2 separate regions of the Homo sapiens genome follow, and region 1 is linked to region 2. Evidence: read pairs that join two places in POLR2A ChIA-PET (ENCODE). Cell type or tissue: PC-3. All regions are shown on one strand. Links, peaks and the distances in the headings refer to the core of each region. The heading gives the core; the rest is flanking DNA.

Region 1 (7,896 bases), core at 1,404-6,403, 260 kb before region 2:
ATAGGAAAAGGATAAATATGAAATGTATATTTTCAAGAATTAAGCAATTGTAACAATTTGAGAGATTCCTGGAGGATGAGAAGAGCTCAATCTAGAGACTATAAACTTTATATTTGCAGATCTGATTTAAGGTAGAGATTATCAAACAGTAAATAAAATATTATTTTTGGGGGTTTCAAAACTCTTCATTTTATGAGAAATCTGTAATGTTTTTCTGGGTTTTTGTTTTGAAAGAGAATAGGATAATTGGTGCACAGAAAAAATAAAAATAAGTGAGTGAAAGATTATATAAGTAGTAATGAAAACTAGAGAGAGGAACTGAAATAAACAAACTTTTAAAATTTGAGTGGTTAAAATGTTTGTTTTCAATTTTGAAACCAAAAGAGAAAAATATGATTAAAATATGGTCAATTACATGACGACATTTTCAAAAAGGAGGAAGTAACTTCATCCTTTAAGAAAGACCAAACTTTTCTAAACACCAAAGTTTAAAGGAATACTTTAATTCCTAATTTTTTTCAGTAATACTACAAGGGTCAATATACTCGACACTCATTCCTTTAATAAAAAAGGTGAAGTATTTCATCTGGATCTTCTTACAATATTCTATTTCATATGCTTATTCTTATGATACAGATAAAAGTCAAGGACATAATATAAAATGCAACATACTCAAATAATTTTCTGTAAAACTGAAATATTATACTGGAAATACTTGATTTTTTAATTGTCAGGCTTACTAAAGGAGAGTGAGAAGATTGTAAGGACTGCACATCTTTCAGAAATTTCCCCTAAATTCTACCTTCTTAGTGAGATTTTGATCAAAACTTGAGAGAAAACACCTTAGTCTCTTCGAAAAAAAAAAAAAGACTTCAATTGTTAATATTTTGAGTTGTGAGTTAAAGTTGGAAAGATATAGCTTGTAAACATTACATAAATTTCCAATAAAATAAACATTACTTGGTGAAAAGTTAGGAATCTTATCAAAATTCTCATTTAGAACGAAGTATCATCCATTTCTACTTGAGCTTAGTCCCGAGTTAAAGCCAGAATTTCCTTAAATCATCCTCAGTTGAATACAGTATATTAACAAATTGTCTAGTATCTCTAAAATTATCCACAGGAAAGCAATGATTAAATAATTTTATTCCAGTAAACATTTTTGTAGCTTCACCATGAGAAGTTGTAAAATCTCCGTGGAATGTTGGCTTTGAACACACACCATGCTAGTGGACCTATCTTGGTAAATTAATTGCAAAATATTCTTCCAATAACTAGTCAAATCTCCAATAATTGTGTATGAAATCAACAATAATTTTGGAATATAATATCAAATATAATAATAAGGATAAATACTGAAGACATTTTGGTATTAAATTAGTTTTTATTATGCATTATTTTGAAAATAACAAATTATTTTTAATAACAATTTCAAAAAAAATATGACCAATATACTTATAATACCAGAATTGAATCCATTCAGACCATCTAATAGTCATTAAATCTGCAAATTTACGCTAAAAGCTATAGTGGTCATACCATATTTCACTTGATATTGTTATCTGATCTATCAGGAGATTTTTATTGGTAAGGCTGTTGCAAGGATATTAGAATATGAGTTTCATATACGGCTACATGAACATCAATAAGTTAATATTTCACATATAACCAATTGTTTTTATTTTCAATATCTAATACTTCATATACTTCATAAAATTATAGTGATCATAGAAAGTATTAATAGTAGTCATTTGCTTTTTTTGTACAAAATATTGCACCTTGAAACCCCAACATAGTAAGAAGGAAGATAGCACAAATATTGATGGAATGAACAGTTGATGATAGATGGTAGGACTATGGATGAAAATTATGGCAAATGGTAGAAATATGATCCAAATATGAGCCAAACCTCATTGGAGTCAATCACAAGGTGGCTGGCCTCTTCAGAGTGATTGGCCTTTAATCTTTTAGAAACAAGTTAACAGAGAAGGACCATATTCCTTGGGATTTATTAAGATAAAATATTTAATAATTGTTATTGCCTGTGGCATTTATTGAATGCAAACCACGGATAAAGCATTTCACGTAAATTCTCATTTATCTTCATCAAACAGTTTCAACATAAGCATTACTATACTCTTGTTACAAGTGTATAAACCTATTTCCAAATGTTAATTTGTTGAAACTCTTTGAATCAATACTGCATCAGGGATTGGATGTTTGGAGGATTCATATAGGGAGGTTATAAAGGAAGCAAAGCAGGCCTATCAGTTAGCTATTGTTAGCTATTATTGTTATGTAATAAACCATCCAAATCTTCAGTGGCTTAAAACGACATTTTTCATAGTTCAAGTGGTTGGGCTTGGCTGATCTCTTTTGAAACACCACTCTTGTGTAGGTTAACTAGGGAATTTATCAAATGGAGACATTCCCCAAGAATGTAAAAATATATTTATTCTTTACCAAAAGAAGATGTACAGATGACAAATAAGCACATGGAAAGATGTTCAACATCATCAGACATTAAGGAAATGCAAATTAAAACCACAATGAGATCACTACATATGTATCAGAGTGGCTAAAATGAAAAATAGTGACAACACCAAATGCTGGCAAGGGTACAGAGACACTGGATACCTCCTACATCATTGGTGGAAATGTAAATGGTACAGCCACTCTTTCTTCTTTTTTTTATTTTTTTATTTTTTGAGACAGAGTCTCAGTCTCACTGTTGCCCAGGCTGAAGTGCAGTGGTGCAGTCATGGCCCCCTGCAGCCTTGAATTTGCCCAGGCTCAGATGATTCTCCTATCTTAGCCTCCCAAGTAGCTAGGACTAAAGGCTTGCGCCACATGCCGAGCTAATTTTTTTTTGTTTTTTTTTATAGTGAAGTTGTTTTGCCAGGCTGCTCCGGCTAGTCTTAAACAACTTGGGCTCAAGTGATCCGCCTGCCTCAGCCTCCCAAAGTGATGGGAGCCACCTCGCTCAGCCAGTAATCTTTTTTAAAACAACAACTCAACTCAACTAAAACTGCAACTACCATATGACTTGACAATTCTACTCCTGGGTGTTCATCACAGAGAAAGGAAAATTTATATTCATACAAAAACCTGTATATGAAGGTGTGTGACAGTTTTATTTGTAATAACCAAAAACTGGAAACAGCCCACATGGTCTTAAACAGATAAATGGTTGAACAAACTGTGGCACATTCATACATTAGAATTGTACTTGGAAAAAAAGCAAATAAACTATGAATATGCCAATATCTTATATGAATCTCTAGGGAAACATGCTGAGAGAAAATATAGAAATGGTTGTAAAAGAACAGCATGAGAGATCCTGGAAATGTAAATGGTACAGTCATTCTTTCTGAAAAAAGGATCAGTAATCATTACCACTAATCTTAGATAACTGTTTACGTACTTAATACACACATAACTGTTACATACAAAATTATAAAAGATCCCAGTGGTTTTGGAACTGTACAGTATCATAAGTGAAGAGATGCTGGTGGTTTTGGAACAGTACAGTATCTTGAATGTGGTGGTGTACATGAGAATAGACAAAGGTAATAAAATTGTATTGAACTTAGTACACATACGGGCATAGCTTCCAACCAACTGCAAATAAAACTGGGAAGGTATGAATACGATTAGTGGATTTTATCAATGTCAATAGCCTGGTTGTAATATAATATCACATATAGTTTTATAAAATGTTGCCTTTAGGGAAAACTGAGAAAAGTGTACACAGTGTATTATTTCTATAGTGACATGGGAAACTAAAATTTTCTCAATTTTTTAATTAAAAATGCATTTATTGATATTTAGAAAATAAAAATTTTAAAATGCAGAAATCAATAAACAAATCTAACAATAAGTAAAATAAAGTAAAACATTTAGAAAACAAAACATGATCTTGTAAGAATACAAGGACAAATACAAATTATTGGTAGAATTTTAAAGTAAAATTTAAATAAGATTTATTTCTAAAACACAACACAAAACAAAAAATATTTAAAACCTAAGTAAATTTTAAAAATTTTAGTGCGTTGGTTTTATTAGTTAATTATTTTAACTTGTTTATTATTTATTATTCTAAAATAAGTAAACTTTATTATTTCACTAACTTATTCTTACAAATAAATTTAATAATACCAATAATAAAATTTATACAGTCATGAGTCACTTAGCAATGAGGATACATTCTGAGAAATGCACCCTGTGGGCAATTTCCTTGTGCTAACATCACAAAGTGTAAACAATCCTAGATGGTATAGCCTACTGCACACCTAGGCTATGTGGTATAGACTATTGCTACTAGGCTACAAACCGGTACAACATGTTACTATACTGAACACTGTAGGCAATTGTAACACAATAGCAAATATTTGTGTATCTAAACATATAAAAGATAAAGTAAAAATATGATATAAAAGATTTAAAAGGATACGCCTTTGTATTTTAATTTTTTTATTTTTAAAAAATTTTTATTTTAGTTTCAGGGGTACATAAGCAGATATGTTCTATAGATAAATTGCATGTCACAGAGGTTTCATGTACATATTATGTCATTACCCAGGTAATAAGCATTGTACCCAATAGGTAGTGTTTTGATCCTCACTCTATTCCCACCCTGCACCCTCAAGTAGGCCCTGGTGTCTATTTTTCCCGCCTTTGTGTCCATGAGTATTCAATGTTTAGCTCTCACGTATAAGTGAGAACATGGGGTATTTGCTTTTTTGTTCTTGTATTAGTTTGCTTAAGATAATGGCCTCCAGCTCCAACCATGTTGCTGCAAAGGACATTATCTCATTCATTTTCTATGGCTTCATAGTATTCCCAGGTGTATATGTGCCATATTTTCTTTATCTAGTCTACCATTGATGAGCATTTAGGTTGATTCCATGTCTTTGCTATTTTGAATAGCGCTGCGATAAACTTATTAGTAATGTATCTTTATGGTAGAACAACTTATATTTCTTTGGGTATAATGGCCTTGCTTGGTCAAATGGTAGTCCTGTTTTAAGTTCTTTGAGAAATCACCAAACTGCTTTCCACAATGCCTGAACTAACTTACATTCCCATCAGCAGTGTATAAGTGTTCTCTTTTATTGACAGCTTTGCTAGGGTCTGTTATTTTTTGGCATTTTAATAATAGCCATTCTGACTGGTGCGAGATGGTATCTCGTGGTTTTGATTTGTATTTCTCTAATCATTAGTGATATTAAGCACTTTTTCATATGTTTGTTGGTCACATATATGTCTCCTTTTGAAAAGTGCCTGTTCATGTCCTTTGCCCATTCTAGGCATAGGCCCTGGTAAGTATTTCATGATGAAGATGCCAAACAAAATTGCAACAAAACTAAAAATAGACAAATGGGGCCTAATTAGACTACAGAGCTTCTGCCTAGCAAAAGAAACTATCAATAGGGTAAGCAGACAATCTGCAGAATGGGAAAAGAAATTTGCAAACTGTGCCTCTGATAAAAGTCTAATATACAGAATCTATAAGGAATTTAAATAAATGAACAAATATAGTACACCTTTATGGGGCATTTACCATGCATGGGGCTTGCAGGACTGAAAGTTGCCCTGGGTGAGTCAGTGAGCGAGTGGTGAGTGAATGTCAAGGCCTAAGACATTACTGTACATTTCTGTAAACTTTATAAACACTGTATATTTAAGCTACACTAAAATTATAAAAAAATTCTTTCTTCAATAGTAAAATAACTTTAGTAGCTTACTGTAACTATTTACCTTATAAACTTTTAAATTTTTATTAACTTTTTGTCTCTTTTGTAATAACACAGTTTAAAACACATGTTGTACAACTGTGGAAAAGTATTTTCTTTTAAAAATGTCTTTATTATATAAGGTGTTTGTTTGTTTTTAGAGATGAAGTCTCACTGTGTTGCCCAGTCTGGTCTCAAACTTCTGGCCTCAAGATACCACCCAACTTTGGCCTCTTAAAGTGTTGATTACATGCATAAGCCATCACAAAGGGCAAGTTTATTTTTTCTATTAAATTTTTTTTAATGTTTTGTTAAGGTACAAACACATACATTAATCTAGGCCCGCACTCGGTCAAAATCATCAATATCACTGTTTTCTACCCCAACATTTTGTCCCACTGAAAGGCCTTCATGGACAACAGGCATAGAGCTGTCAATCTCCTCCCTTCTTCTGGAGTGCTTCATGAAGTACCTGCTGTTTTACAGTTAATGTTTTTTTTGTTTTGTTTTTCAGATAAATGTAAGAAGTGCACTCTAAATTAATAAAAAGTATAGGAAATACATAAACCAATACATAGCCATTTGTCATTATGAATTATGTACTGTACATAATTGTATGTGCTATACTTTTATGCAACTGATAGCCCATTAGGTTTGTTTATACCAGCATCACCACAAACACATGATTAATGCATTGAGCTGCAATGTTATGATGGCTTCAGTGTCACTAGATGATAATCTATTTTATTTATTTGCTCAATGTTTGCCTAACTACTTTACATGTATTATCTTATTTAATGCTTACAACAATCTGATAAGTAATTTAAATTACATTCACTCCTATTTGAAGATGAGTTCAAATCAAGAGAGGTTATTTAACTTGCACAAAGTAATCTTATAGATGAGAAAAATGTTTATATGGAAAAGTTAAGTATAATTGGTTTATGTATAAACATATAGATGGATGCTACATTGTAAATTCTTAGCACTTTGTATGCATACTTAAGTTTGTGTATAAAGAAATAAAACCACAAGTACTGTCTTACAAAGTACTTATTTCCACTCAGAAATATTATATCCTTATTTCTCATGTTTTAAATGGTTTCGAGGAGATATTTTATGTATGCCTTAACCCACATAAATGTACCACCTACAGTAGTCCTCCCTTATCCAAAGTTTTGCCTTCTGTGTTTTTAGTTACTCTAAGTCAACTGTAATCTAAAAATCTTAAATGAAACATTTTAGTAATAAACAAATCATCAATTTGAGATTGCACGCTGTCTTGAATAACATGATGAAATCTACCTGCGATGTGAATCACTCTTTTATATGGTTTATCCCTGCTTTAGACACTTCTAGTCCATAGTCACTTAGTAGCATCTCGGTTATCAGATTGACTTTGGAGGTATCATAGTGTTTGTGTTCAGTTAACCCTTGTCTTACTTGATAATGGCTCCAAAGGGCAAGAGTACTGTGACTAATTTAAAAACTAAACTTTATCATAGGTATGTATGTGTAGGAAAAATATCGTGTTACAGGATACTTGGGGTGTCGTTTCACCAGCTGAAAACCTTTGTGGCTGGTGGCATCTTTGCCTGAGTTTTGCACTGGCCCACTGGGCTTATTCTGCCACTTAGCCTGGCAGGCTGAGCTCGGATTGCACTTCTGGCCTGGATCCCACGCCTGCCAAGGGCAAGCCAGGCAAGGAGCAGCAAGGGGTGTGTGAGCGAGCTTGGGGTTCATTCACTGCACACAGCCAGGCATGCCGGCTGCAGCAGGGCAGACAGCTCCAGACGCTGGCACAGGCACTGGCTCCCTGCAAGGCTGCAGCTAGACCATGTATACCACAAGCAGCTTCCATGGCTGACACCAGGGAATGTGGTGGTACCCGGAAGAGATCCCTAAAGAGAGTGTCACAGTAGATCCCTAAAGAGAGTGTCACAGCCCTGGCTCGAGGAGCTCCTAGGTCAGGGCTCCCCAAAGGCCTGCAGCTCTTCTCTCCTCTCTTCTCTCCATCTTGTTGCCTGAAATGTGGTGAGCAAGAGGCATGTTTCAGTACTGTTTGTGTTACAGCTCGTTCGGCCCTGCCATTCGGTGGGTCCCACGTACTTGTCCTGCTTCCAGGAAGAATGAGATACACAGACAACTGGAGGGTAAGCAA
Region 2 (5,000 bases), core at 1-5,000:
TCCTGGGTACCTAAAAAAATTGATATTTTTCTCAGTTTTTCTTTGAATTAGTCACTTAACACATTTTTATTTTGTTTAAACAATACAGAAAATATAGCAAAGAAATAAATAGTATTGGAGTTTAGAAGAGTTGAATTCAGAAATGTTACTGTGATTTATGTTTTATCCTGCACTTCAAAATAAATAAAATACTTCTTTTTCTAGTCTGCAAATGTCTCTTATTTTTTATTCATGTTTTGGATACACATTTTTATAGGATATCCATAAACTGAGGGCCATGGTAACTTTAAATCAATCTATACTTTAAAAACCTTGAAATTTAGTGTTGGGGTTCATGATTTAAATTTGTTATATGCACATTTTAAATTTACAAACAAATTGTTCAAAATAATTTAGATTTTCTTTATCTAATCCAGTATGTGACTATGAAGTTTATAACTGATTGAACAAAAATATTACATTTTTAAACAATATGTTATTTAATTGACTTATTCATCAGTGTTTAAGAGCATTGATAATCACAGATGAAAAAGCCTAGTTCAAAGCAAATGATGAATAGCTGGAAGCCTTCAAATATTGCTTCTTTATGAGAAAAGTTAATTGGTCATATAGTTTCGTAGTAATGAAGATGCCAACAGGACTGTGAGCATTATAAAGAAAATTTATCATCAAGAAAATTCACATTAAATATAATATCTGTGTACTCCAGCCTTAACTTGCAAGCTTGAAAGAAATCGGTTGCTATCTAAAATTTTAGCCCTTTTTTCCTATAGGTTGGTGTTCCATACCTTTACTTGGTGACCTTCTGTTTGACAGATTACACTTACTACATTCATTAAACAAAAAGTTTAATGTTCTTGTACAAAAATATTAATTTTGGTTCAAATAGCTATACGTCAAACTACTTCAAATCCACATATGGATAAAACCTCAGGAGCAAAGCTAACAATTTCTTCTTTTATCTTCTCTAGTAGTTCAAGGAATAGAAATATTACCAATTAGGGATGGCGTGCTTCTTAAATACTGAGTTCATTCTGAAATTGAACATTCAAAATATACCATCTCCTTTGTCACCAGTGTCATCTGGGCCACCACTATCTCTCCTGAGTCCTGAAATAACATCCTAACTGGTGTTCTTTCTTCCACTCTGGCCACATAGCTATTAGCTACATAGCTGTCAAAGCGATCTTTGTAAAACAAAAGTTAGATCATGTCAATTATCTGCTTCACCCTCATGATATTTTTAATATAATAACAAATGTTTCAATGGGTTACAATGCCTTCAATAACTACAGATGTCTGCTTAATGCAATTGTACCAATTGTCTATTATTTTTAAAACTTGGTATTATCTTTGCTTTATTGTCTTAGTATGAATAACTTTATATAATGACTAGAATTAGGTCTATTTGGAATAAAATCCTATCATAATCAGTCAAAAAACTTATTTGTTCATTTAATCATTACTTTACTTAATAAATATGCTTTTTCCTGTATATTTTATTAAAAGCATTGATAGATACTGTGACACTACAGGAAAAGGAAAACAAGCAAACTGTGAAAGCCACAAGCATTATTCTTGTAGAACTTAGCTTCTAGTGAGGGATACAAACAAGTAAAAGAGGCTATTACAATGTGGAAATAACTATAGTGGTAGGATAGTGTACTATGGGAACACATATGTAAAACACCTCTTCTGGACCTGAAGAATCAGGCAAGTCTACTAAAGGAAATGAATTATAACTTAAGATATGAATAATGTACAGAAATAGTCACATAAAAGAGTGTAGGGATGCTCATGTATGCACATGGGGTGCATGTATGGACATAAAGTACATTATATGTGTGTATGTGTTGTGGAGGGATTGGGGGTCATTGTATGATATTGAGATACTTAAATATGTTTCTATATGGCTGCGACACAAATGGTGAAGTTGGAGAATAAAACATCAAGTAATAACAAAAGCAGGGACAAATAACATAGCTCCAATAAGCCATATTAAAGAGTTTGAATAATTTATTCTAAGACCAACTGGTTATATTCAATAGTTAGAATTAAAGACTGCTATTACCATGTCTGCGTTTTTAAAAGCTCATTTTTTTTTTTTTTTTTTTTTTGTTCCTTGAGACAGGGTCTTGTTCTGTCACTCAGGCTGGTGTGCAGTAGCATGATCATAGCTCACTGTAACCCTGAACTCCTGGGCTCAAGCAATCCTCCCACCTCAGTCTCCCAAGTAGCTAGGATCACAGACATGTGCCACCACACCTGGCTAATTTTTACTTATTGTTCTTCTGATTACATTGAGAACAATGGATTGCGGGTTGGGGGGTGGGTAAGGCTGTAAATAAAACAGTTAGAATATGGCAATAGTTTCTAAGCAGATATTTGCTATTGGGTGGAGACTATGATATTCACTTAGATATTCCACATACCCCTGCAAAATAATGTTACTGCATTCAATATACTATGACAACCATTATAGTTGATGTCAAACAAAATTATTGCTCCTTTTGTACCAGTTGCTACTCTGAAAAGAGGATTTGGGGCCAGATAACTATGAGAAATAGTCTGTCATATATTAGAAACACATATATATATATATTAAACTTTATATAATATATATATTTTTTCCTAATTCTGAAGCCTAGACTTGAGTGATAAAATTTTATTGAAGCAAAAATTGACAAAAACTGGAAGACCTCTAAATCTTACTACTATTTTTGCTTAGACAACATTAAATCAACAATATGCATTCATATCCCATTCCTTGCCAACACAGACAGCTTAAAATGTTAAATTATTTACCACAGATGAATCTATTTACTTGTGAAAAGTGCATTCATTGGACAGGAGGAAAACTAAAAACAATTGGGAATTTCTGGTATTACTTGAATAAATTTACCCTTATCTGACCAAAAAAAAAATGATTTGAAGAAATTACAACAAAATGACAAATTTTTAAGATAACCTAATAAGAGGGAAAAGACATGAAAGATATAATGAGAAAACCCAGCATTTATCTAACAAAAGTGTCAAAAGAATAAAGTAGAAAGAACAAGAACATAAGATTTAAAGACACAACAATGACCAATTTCTAAAATAGATGAAAGTGATAGATATAACTGCATATTCAACAATCATGATGATTTCCAAAACCTATAAGTGAAAATAATACCAATATCAATTTCTTGTTATATGAAAACTGTAAAAATCATAAAGACAATAAAAAATTTAAGAGACAACAGAGAAGAAAGTAAGATGATGTATAAACTGTGATTTACACTGATAACAAGCTCTTTTAGAGGACAATTAAAAGTATGTCATGAGAAATGAAAAAAAAATCACCAAGCTATAAAAAAAGCAAAGAATAGTCAAAACAAGTAAAAAAAAAAGGACAGAAAAAATCACAGACACATTGTAATTTTATAATAATTATGACATTGTAATTATTATATTTATTATTAAAAAACAAAAATACATTTTAGGGCTGGGTGTGGTGGCTCATGCCTGTAATCCCAGCACTTTGTGAGGCCGAGGAGGACAGATCACTTAAAGTCAGGAGTTCCAGAGTAGCCTGGCCAATATGGCGAAACCCCGTCTCTATTAAAAATACAAAAATTAGCTAGGTGTAGTGGCACAGGCCTGTAGTCCCAGCTACTTGGGAAGCTGAGGCAGGAGAATTGCTTGAACCCAGGAGGCAGAGGTTGCAATGAGCTGAGATCATGCCACTGCACTCCAGCCTGAGTGACAGAGCCAGACTCCATCTCGAAAACATAGAAACAAACAACAACAACAACAAAACGACTTTGTACTTACAGTTATTTTGAATAAACAAAGCACACAATGGAGAAACTAGAGAAAGAGCCATGTATATGTGAGTGTATTATATATTACAGAGGTGTCATTACTCATAAGAAAATGATAAACTCTTTAACAAGGGGCACTGAGAAGCAAATTATTCATACTGAAATGACACTCACATCATAATATATAAGAAAATAAATCATAGGGAAATTAGAGATCTCTATGTGAAAATCCAAATTTACTTTTAGATGGGAATATATGACCATATCTTTATATCACACTCCAAGAAATAATTTTTAAAAAATTGACAAGGTACAAATCACACAGAACAGATGGACAGTTTTATACTTGTCAAAGTAAGAAATAACGTAACAAAAATGTATTTAAAAACTACATATTAAGAAAAAAATTCATTGGGTTAAAAACAATAAAAATTACTACCTAGTGAACATAAATTTTAAAAAGGATTATTCCTAAGTAAAAGATTGTTTAACTATGACCAGGCAATTTGTAGAATAAACTCAAATGCCCAAAATTATATGAAAAGTTTAAAACCGTTTTTCAGAATCAGGAAAATGCAAATAAAATAAAATGGGATACATTTAGCACCTTAAATTCAAAAATATGATAAAAGCAAGCATTAATGAGGGTTTAAAAAAAGAGCCTTTTGCACTGACTTACATTTTTTATAGTACACATTTGTACACTTTGGTGGGAAACTTGAAAACTTCTGCCACAGAATAAATTTAATTCTATGTATCTGCCACAACAAAACCCAAGAACAGAAGCAGAAAGGGATATGTACAAAGATTGTCATAGAACAAGAAGTTGACAATATCAAACAGTCTTATAGTGGAAGAATGGACAAACTGTCGTATATTCATATAACAATTATATAGTGAAGTTGATATCTAAGTATTGTTATGGGTTGAACAGTGTTCCCCAAAAAGTAGTTGAAGTCCCCAATCCCATTACTCGTGAAGTTGACCTTTGCAAAAATAGGGGCTTTGCAGGACCATGTTAAAATGAGATCATTAGGGTGAGCCCTACTCTGATATGACTGTGTCCTCATACAAAAGAGAGATTTGGAAACAAATACACAGGTATCACACAGGTACCCTTTTTCCACAAGAATGCCTTGTGGACACTGGGGCTATGCTGCCACCACCCAGAACCTAGGAGGGAGGCCTGAAACA

Evidence for each region. ChIA-PET counts read pairs that join two places held together with the same protein. Peaks named below come from ENCODE experiments on the same cell type or tissue, not always from the same donor. Only the 100,000 strongest peaks of a DNase experiment are listed, where the experiment ranks them.
Region 1: POLR2A ChIA-PET joins it to region 2 with 17 read pairs; 2 of 35 experiments call an interaction of 5 or more read pairs at or near these places.

Annotation. Positions count from the first base shown.
Region 1 is chr4:65,186,710-65,194,605 of GRCh38, forward strand. No RefSeq gene overlaps it. Among named protein-coding and RNA genes, the nearest start is that of LINC02835, 51 kb to the right of the region's middle. In PC-3, for the core only: no CTCF peak of the experiment used is centred there; a DNase peak (open chromatin) is centred at 4,262; H3K27ac peaks cover 278 bases.
Region 2 is chr4:65,444,881-65,449,880 of GRCh38, forward strand. All of the region lies in intron 5 of EPHA5 (EPH receptor A5), which reads right to left. Among named protein-coding and RNA genes, the nearest start is that of LINC02835, 210 kb to the left of the region's middle. In PC-3, for the core only: no CTCF peak of the experiment used is centred there; no DNase peak of the experiment used is centred there.